Linked DNA regions of Homo sapiens: regions 2 and 3 are each linked to region 1. Evidence: chromatin contacts called from ENCODE Hi-C or POLR2A ChIA-PET data. All regions are on one chromosome and are shown on one strand. Each heading gives the region's core, a stretch centred on a gene start or an enhancer-like site at or near the end of the contact. The rest is flanking DNA. Distances are from core to core; before and after follow the strand shown. Region 1 has its middle 140 kb from the start of NECTIN1-AS1. Region 2 has its middle 110 kb from the start of THY1. Region 3 has its middle 87 kb from the start of THY1.

Region 1 (2,700 bases), core at 163-2,662:
TCGTAACGAAAACATTAGGCTGAGTAAACAAGCTAGACACAAAAAGCCACATATTATACATATTCCATTTAAGTGAAATGTCCACAATAGGCAAACAAAAAGTAGACCAGTGGTTGCCTAGAGGGATGAGGTTGTGGGAGAAATGGAGAGTGATTGTTAATGAGTACTGTGTTTCTTTTAGGGGTGATAAATATGTTCTAAAATTGATGCAGTGATGGGTGCACAACTCTGTAAATATACTAAAAACCACTGAATTGCACACTTTATTTTTTTTTATATATAGAGATGGGGTTTCACTGTATTCCCCAGGCTGATCTTGAACTTCTGGACTCAAGCAATCCTCCCACTTCCACCTCCCAAAGTGCTGGGATTACAGGCATGAGCCATATGCCTGGCCAAATTGCACACTTTAAATGGGAATTATATGGTAGGTGAGTTATATCTAAAAAAAACTGTTTTTTAAAAAAGGGGGAGAGAGAGCAAAAGAGATGGCCCATATATATGATGCCACGGGACACTATGAATTCCTATGACCTAGTATCTCAATAGACTCCCCCCAACTCCGTCCTCAAGCTCTGTTGAAATCTTACAAAAAATTCAGCAGGGCAGCTGTCCTTGCCTGGGTTCCCCCACATAAAGAGCCTTTGGTTCAAGTAGCTTATTTTGGAAAGAGATTCTAGGGAAAAGCAATGGTTCCCTAGAATCCCAAGGGGGATTGGGAAGCATAAAACAGGGAAGCAGAAAGGCCAAGCTAAGTTTTCTTAACTGAGCTGGTCATCACTGTGGGTCACTGAGGCTCCATCCTGCTAGGGAACCTCTGAAGAACCATGCAAAATGCACCTGAGACAAGGAAGAGGCGGGCATGGCCTTGGTGTCAGAGAAACCCTGGGCGGATGGCAAGAGAGTGAGGTGTCTGGCCACATCTGCCATGGCGACTGGGGGAGCTATAGAAGGGAAGTGGTAGCTGAGCCCTGAGATTGAGGAGGGTGGTCTGATGCAGTGGTCTAAGCAAAGAGCTCTCCCTGCTGCATAATCCTCCAGACTTGACTCAGAGAGCCTCAACATCATTGCCAAAAATCAAACCCATCCTCGAATAACAAATACTTTCTGCCTTGATGAATTCTCAAGGGTATGTGCTCTAGGCCACTAAATGGACCAGATGTGATTTTTTTTTTTTTTTAAATAAGAGTCATTCTGAGAGAAGTCTGGCACATGGGCAATGATCAAGCTGCAGGATGCTGTTTTGGGTCAACAATGAGGAGTGATTGTAAAGCCAGGCGTCTGGTTATTGTAAACTGACTCTGATGGTCGTGCCCGAAGGGAATTAAAGAGACATGCTGAGTCATACTTGTGCTGGCTCACAAGCGGAGATTTTTCACAGGACAGCAGTCATGCAAATGTAGAGGACGATAATGAGGCAGAGTGGCCTCCAACCCATGTGGGAGAAAAGAGCGAATGCTCAAGCCTCCCCCATCCAGTCCCTGCTTGGGTGCATCCAGGGTTCCCCCAATGCTTCCTAGTGTCTTAGAGGAAACTTAGAGGTTGGCTCAGCCCCCTCACTGGGATGCCTAGCACAGACGATTTCTGGAAAATGGAGCCCCGTCTCCTCTTCATGCAACAGCCACAGGGGCCAGCAGTGGTATGCACTGAGTGACGTTATCCAGGGTGGCTGCCCACCCCCCACCCCCAATGCCATGATTGGTGGGAGGGAAAAGCTCCCCTTGTGAGTCAAGATGTCCCTGAAACTCAGGCCAGAGTCCATAGACAGAAGGTGCCTGGCCTAGGCCCCAGCTGATGCCACCACCTTATTGTGGAGCCCTTTCAGAAAAGGGAAATTCCCCAGCAAAATGCTCAGATCAGCAGAACCCTGGGGACCCACTAGGCCTAAGGCCAAAGAGCCAAAGCTGTCATCAGTGGCTCATTCTGCTCAGCTACCAGCCACTTCCTGGGTGCAAGCTGGCCCCAGCAGTACTAGGTCCCCCTTTACTTGCAAAACCTAGAATCAGCTTCTTCCCACCTAATTTTCAAAACCCCAAGGGGTGGGGAACAGGTGCTTAATCTCCTAAATTCTCAAAAATGCCGAGTGCGGTGGCTCACACCTATAATCCCAACACTTTGGAAGCCTGAGGCGAGTGGATCACCTGAGGTCAGGAGTTCAAGACCAGCCTGGCCAATATGGTGAAACCTCATCTCTATACGAAAAATACAAAAATTAGCCGGGCGTGGTGGCACACGCCTGTAGTCCCAGCTACTCAGGAGGCTGAGGCAAGAGGATCACTTGAACCCAGGAGGTGGAGGTTGCAGTGAGCCAAGATTGTGCATTGAACTCCAGCCCGGGCGATAGAGTGAGACTCTGTCTCAAACACACACACACACACACACACACACACACACACACACACACACACACAAAATCTCAAAAATCAAGAGTCTGGTTCACTTCTTTTCTGGACATTTAGGCTAGTCCATCCCTCTGGAAAGGCCCCACCACAATGCTCATGGCTTTTACTTTAAGAGCACTTTCTATGTGTTAAGTGCCTCACATGGAGTTTCATTGAGTCCTTTGAGTGGCCCAATGAGGTGAGTACTTTCCATTTTACTGATGAGGAAACAGCTTCCAAGAGGTTAGGAAACTTGCCTGAGCTCACACAATTAGTAAGTTGAGATGCTTGCTAATACCCTGTACATAGATAGCACTTC
Region 2 (2,700 bases), core at 188-2,687, 34 kb after region 1:
CCAATGTTTATTGGGAATCATCTCGACCTGATCCCGGGAAAATAGGTCCTTTTCAAATCCATGGTTCAGACGCAGCCTTTCCCATGACTGGGAGTGGGGACAACAGGCTGCTCGCCGGGCTCCGTGGCTGGCAGAGGAACTTGGTGGTAAGGCTTAATTATGATTCACAGAGCTGCATTCTGGAGAGGGTTTAGAGCCACTTAATTAGTGTAGGAATATACAGTCGTAATTATCCTGAAATATGGCCTAATTAACCTATGGAAAAGCCAGGACCACTGCTCGGGGATGCCAGAGACATTAGCAGCCTATTAATATACCCAGTCTGGGCCAGGCGCGGTGGCTCACGCCTGTCATCCCAACACTTTCGGAGGTCGAAGTGGGCAGATCACGAGGTCAGGATTTCGAGACCAGCGTGGCCAACATAGCGAAACCCCGTCTCTACCAAAAATACAAAAATTAGCAGGGTGTGGTGGTGTGCGCCTGTAGTCCCAGCTACTCAGGAGGCTGAGGCAGGAGAATTGTTTGAACCCGGGAGGCAGAGGTTGCAGTGAGCCAAGACCATGCCATTGCACTCCAGCCTGGGTGACAGAACAAGACTCTGTCTAAAAAAGAAAAAAAAAAAAAATATATATATATATATAGCTATGCAGTCTGCTATCTGGCACAGCCTTTGGGGGACTCAGGACTGGGGCAGACAGAGGAGAAAGGGTTTGTCTGGGAAGATGAAATGTTTAAGAGGAAAGTGTGACGTGGGCAGGGAAAGGAGAGGGGAGTGATATTTATTGAGGACTCATAAGGGCCAAGCAATGTTTTAGTCCATCTCTTACTTAATCTTCAAAACAGTCCTTTAAGATTGATATTAAAGTTCAGGGAGGTTCATTAACTAACCCAAGGTTACACGGCCAGGAAACATTCACACTGGAATTCCCCTCTAGGCTGTGGCTGCAAAGGCCATGCTTTTTTCTCTCTTCCACACTGCCTTGGGCAGGCACAACAGGCGAGGGAAATGGACTAAACAGAGGAGAGCCCCTTTCAACCCTAAGGAGGAGGCTCTTCTGCCGTTTTAGAAAAGTGGAGTCATTCAAGCGGTTCAAGCTGTCAGTTGTGTTGTGCAGGCTGGACATTGCACAAACCCTAGGAGTCCCATTCACACAAGCTACAGGGAGAATAATGTCCCCTAGAGGGCACAGTGTATGGCCTGCACGGCCATTCACAGCAGCCCTGGGAGACTGCCCTACATGACCCTTTAACTTTCCTTCCTACCCAAGAGACCACTTCCAACTCTGGCTCTGAGCCCAGATATTGGCCCAAAGCTAGAGAAGCTACCTCTGGGATAATCCTTCATGAAGCAGAATTTGGACCCAGTCCTCTCCTGGGGAGACTCCAGCACCCAGGGACACTCAGACGCCAGGACACAAGTTCAAAGCCCTCCAGGGGGAGCCCGAGAGCCGGGCGTGCGCCGCAGAGCCTGTCTGGCCAGCAGGTTGAGGAATATTCCAACAACGTCCTCATTCTTCCCTGATCAAAGGAGCCAGGATTGAACCTGCTGTAATCATCCGTCGGGGAGTTTGCTTAAAATTCCCCTAATTATGGGAGAGCAGAAAATTGCTACGCCTCAGACTGAATAGAGAAATCGAAGGCGCCCTGCTCCCAGCTGCCTGGGGGGGGAGACACGCCAGCATGGGAACAGAAGGCGGTGGGGGGAGGCGAGGGGCAACTGAGGATGGGCGGTGGGAGAAGAACGGTGTGCTGGTCCATGCCAGGGAGCGGGAGAGGAAGGGAAGGAGCCAGCTGCACTGGGGCTGTGGTGACTGGCTCAGGTGAGGCACACTGCCTCCCCTCCAGACAGAAGGGTGCAGGGGTGAGGAGAGCAGGCCTGTGGGGAAGAAACAGCCAGCAATGCCCCCTCCCATGGCTGGAGCTGGCTTTCTGGAGAGGCTGGGGACCCCCAACTCTGGCTTAGTTTGGACTGCGGGCTCTGGAGCATCCTCCCTGCCAGGGGTGGGGAAGGGAAAGGGCTGGAGGAAAGGTCAGGGAACAGGCCGGCAGGGCAGGGCTCATCCAGGCACCCTGCTGTGGGCTCAGCCCTGTTCCAGGCACACTGAGCGGTCTAGAAGAAGGAGAAGAGGACCAGATCTCTGCCCTCAGAGGGTCTCCTTCTGAAAGGGGAGACCGGGTGAGCATCTTAACCTAAAGTAAGATTCAAAGGCACCGTACACACCAGTGCCTGGCCCTCACAGTTTCCTGAGCTGTAGGAAGCGGATGGGAGTGCACTGAACTGCATGGATCAGAAGGGGAGGCTTGCTGGGCAGGCAAGTGCCAAGCAGAAGGAAGGGGCAAAGGAGGAAGGGACCGGAGAAGGGAGGGAGAATTCGAAGGAGCCATGCAAAATAGAAGGAGATTATGGCGGCCACGTTTTGGATAAGGGGGCCAAGGCCCAGGGAGGTGGGGTTACTTGCCCAAACTCACACAGCCCATCAGTGGCTGAACTGGGGCTCAAACTCAGGTCTCAGACTCCTAGTCTGGTGCATTACACAGCCATGGAGGCAGGGGGTGGGAGTGGGGGTCTGGCCAGAAGGTGGGATGCTGGAAAGAGTGTGGGGACTTGGGCTTAAAGATCCTGCTGCATCAGCAGTCCGTTTACTGACAAGTTGACATTGATTCTACAGGAGAAGCAGTGCTCTAAAGGGTCTCTCCTTT
Region 3 (2,700 bases), core at 147-2,646, 58 kb after region 1:
TGACCAACTCCTTCATGCTCTGCGATGCTAACTGGCTGTGGGTCACCTATTCTTGGAGCATTTCTATCCTAAACAGGGTCCTTTAGACACAGGGCTGCCTTGAAAGGAAAGCCCGTCCCTGATGCATCTCAGACTCACATGCACCCATAGGAGGGCATTTGAGAACGGGCAGGGGGCCATCCTTTATTAGCCCCTCAGCATCAGCCAGATGCCAGTCTTGCCTTGGGGTTGGGGCCATCACACACACGAGCAAGCAGTGGTCCGGGTAGCTGTCGGGGGGTACTCAGAGACAAAACACCGAATATCCAAAACTCAAAGTGGCTCCGATCTTATGGAGCTCTGGAAACCTGCAGGTAGGGCAGAATTCAGGGCTGGTGTTGTCTGGAAGCCTGGCCCTGTTTCCCTGTGACGTGTGTGTGTGTGTGTGCATGTGTGTGTGTGCATGTGTGTGTGTGTGTGTATGTACGCTATCTATGACTAGATCAGAGATGGCTGGGGCAGTTAAGGGCCTTAGACTCACCCACAACAACATTCCGAGAAAACTAGATTAGAGCAACCTTCAAAAACTCTTTCAAAAGCGTAAAGATGTCTTCCTCCATCCCACCCCCAAAAATACCTGCTTGCATCTTATTGGCCCACTCTTGACCAATCGTTGGTAAGGAGAGAGGATTACTTTAGACCAAGCAGGTGGTTCAGGAGCTGGGATAAGACCAACTCCTTCCCTGAGACACACACCCTGAGGAGGGGTGCCAGAACAACAATAGGGTCTGTCAGGAAGGAGGAAATTCAGACTGGACACTGGGCTAAACAACATCCACCGTAGTAACAGTGGAGAAAGTGTGTAGAGATTGCTGAAATCAATATATGTTTTAATCATCAGCCATGTGTGCTTCAACCTTCCCCACTTGAGCTGGGTCAATTTCTTTTCACCCAATTCCAAGAGCCAGGCCTTTGCCCATTCGTCAAAGAGTAGAGAATCAGACCAATGGCCCAGATCACAGACTGGGTGGCAAGACTGGTCCAAATTAAGCTCAAAGAGCTGTCCAGAGGCCTCAAATCTTTCCTGGGATATCTGTAAGTAAAAGGACTGCTTGTCCAAGCCCCCTGATCATCACCACCCTCTCTGCCATTTATTCATTCATTCATTCGACATGTTATTCTGACTGTCTACCTTGTTCCAGGCATAGCTGAGTGCTGGAGGGTCACTGGTGAAAAAATAGACACATTTTCTGTTCTGTGGACTTTCCATCCTTGTAATGGACTTTATCATGTTTGTAGTCATTGGCTTGGCTGCCAGCATCCTTGCTACGTTCAGGAGTTTCCAGTCTTATGAGTCACACCTTCTGAAAGCAGAAAGCAGAAACTGGGTTACCCAGCCTCCATTGCAGCTGGAGCACAGCAGATGTCTCTGACTCCACCCATTGGCTTCACTCCCCAGAGACTCCTCTCTAGAAGGGAGGAGTTTGGGGAAGGAGACCATACCCAGAACCCATCATGCTGACAAGGGTGGTAAGAATGTGTCCAGCTTTGGGGGTTAGAAACGGTAGCAAGATTAAGTTCCTGGCCTGGAAGTGCAGTCAGTGGGGAGTGACAGTGGCAGCTGAAGCTGGTGAGGCAGCAGCAGCTGTGGTTTCCCCATCCATCTAGTTCTGTATGTCGTGGGCATCGTGCCTGGAAGCGTAGTCTTAAGTCTGGTTCTCCAGCCCTCCCTAACACTATTGATTACATGAGACACCCCATATTCTTCTAATAAATTCCTTTTCTGCTTAGCTGGTCTGAATCGGCTTCTATTGCCTAAAGCTATGAACCCTAGATGTCTCATTTCTTTTGGGCTTCTATAACAAAATACCATAGACTGGGTGGCTTATAAACAACAAAAATTTATTTCTCACAGTCCTGGACGCTGGGAAGGCCAAGACTGGGGCACAGCAGATTCAGTCTCTGGTGAGAGCCCTCTTTCATGTCCACAGACAGCACCTTCTAGCTGTGTCCTCACATTTTAGCAGGGGCAGAGCTCTCTGAGGACTCTTTCAAAAGGCACTAATGCCAATCACAAGGGCTCCACCCTCATGACCTAATCACCCTTCAAATACCATCATTTCCAAATACCATCACTTTGGGGGCCAAGATTTCAACGTAAGAATCTTGAGGGGAAACATTCAGACCATAGCACTGACTGCTGCAGAAGTGTGCCCCACCCTTGATGAGAATGACTCATTCTGAAGACTCACCCTGGGTGGCCCCTTGCCTGAATTCCCTCAAGCCCAGGCATTTTGCTCATTCCTCTTCCCCCCCACCCCCACCCCTTTTGGAGATATGGGGTCTCGCTCTATCACCCAGGCTGGAGTGCCATGGTGCGATCATAGCTCACTGCAGCCTCAAACTCCTGGGCTCAAGCATTCCTACCACCTCAGCCTCCCGAGTACCTGGGGCTAGAGGCACACGACACCACATCTGGCTTTTTGTGTGTGTAGAGACAGGGTCTCACTATGTTGCCCAGGCTGGTCTTGAACTCGAGCAATCCTCCATCATTAGCCTCTGAAAATGCCAGAATTACAGGCATGAGCCATCATGCCCAGCCTCATGCCTCGATCATGGCAGTGTGAACAGAGGCATAAACCTCTGTGTGAGTCTCCACCATCCCTCCACACTCCACACACACACACACACACACACACACACACACACACACACCTCTGA

The links. A loop is a pair of places that touch in the nucleus more often than their neighbours do. ChIA-PET counts read pairs that join two places held with the same protein, here RNA polymerase II (POLR2A). Pooled maps may share reads with other maps.
Region 2: a loop to region 1 is called in a map of CD14-positive monocyte, with 6 times the contacts of the local background. The contact joins two enhancer-like sites. A Hi-C loop is called at or near these places in 2 of 168 maps with a recorded cell type or tissue (both CD14-positive monocyte), 4 of 37 single-sample maps with no recorded cell type and 4 of 50 pooled maps. POLR2A ChIA-PET finds 5 or more read pairs at or near these places in 4 of 52 experiments (GM12878, Panc1, activated B cell and 1 more).
Region 3: a loop to region 1 is called in a map with no recorded cell type, with 4 times the contacts of the local background. The contact joins two enhancer-like sites. A Hi-C loop is called at or near these places in 2 of 37 single-sample maps with no recorded cell type and 3 of 50 pooled maps. POLR2A ChIA-PET finds 5 or more read pairs at or near these places in 5 of 52 experiments (OCI-LY7, Panc1, activated B cell and 2 more).

Annotation. Positions count from the first base shown.
Region 1 is chr11:119,566,996-119,569,695 of GRCh38, reverse strand. No RefSeq gene overlaps it. Among named protein-coding and RNA genes, the nearest start is that of NECTIN1-AS1, 140 kb to the left of the region's middle. RefSeq lists an enhancer at 1,528-1,677. Within about 2 kb of position 1,412, at least 2 of the 41 ENCODE cell types and tissues checked have a DNase peak (open chromatin) inside an H3K27ac peak, as active enhancers do.
Region 2 is chr11:119,532,753-119,535,452 of GRCh38, reverse strand. No RefSeq gene overlaps it. Among named protein-coding and RNA genes, the nearest start is that of THY1, 110 kb to the right of the region's middle. RefSeq lists an enhancer at 1,267-1,796. Within about 2 kb of position 1,437, at least 4 of the 41 ENCODE cell types and tissues checked have a DNase peak (open chromatin) inside an H3K27ac peak, as active enhancers do.
Region 3 is chr11:119,508,952-119,511,651 of GRCh38, reverse strand. No RefSeq gene overlaps it. Among named protein-coding and RNA genes, the nearest start is that of THY1, 87 kb to the right of the region's middle. RefSeq lists silencers at 295-484, 1,148-1,237. Within about 2 kb of position 1,396, at least 2 of the 41 ENCODE cell types and tissues checked have a DNase peak (open chromatin) inside an H3K27ac peak, as active enhancers do.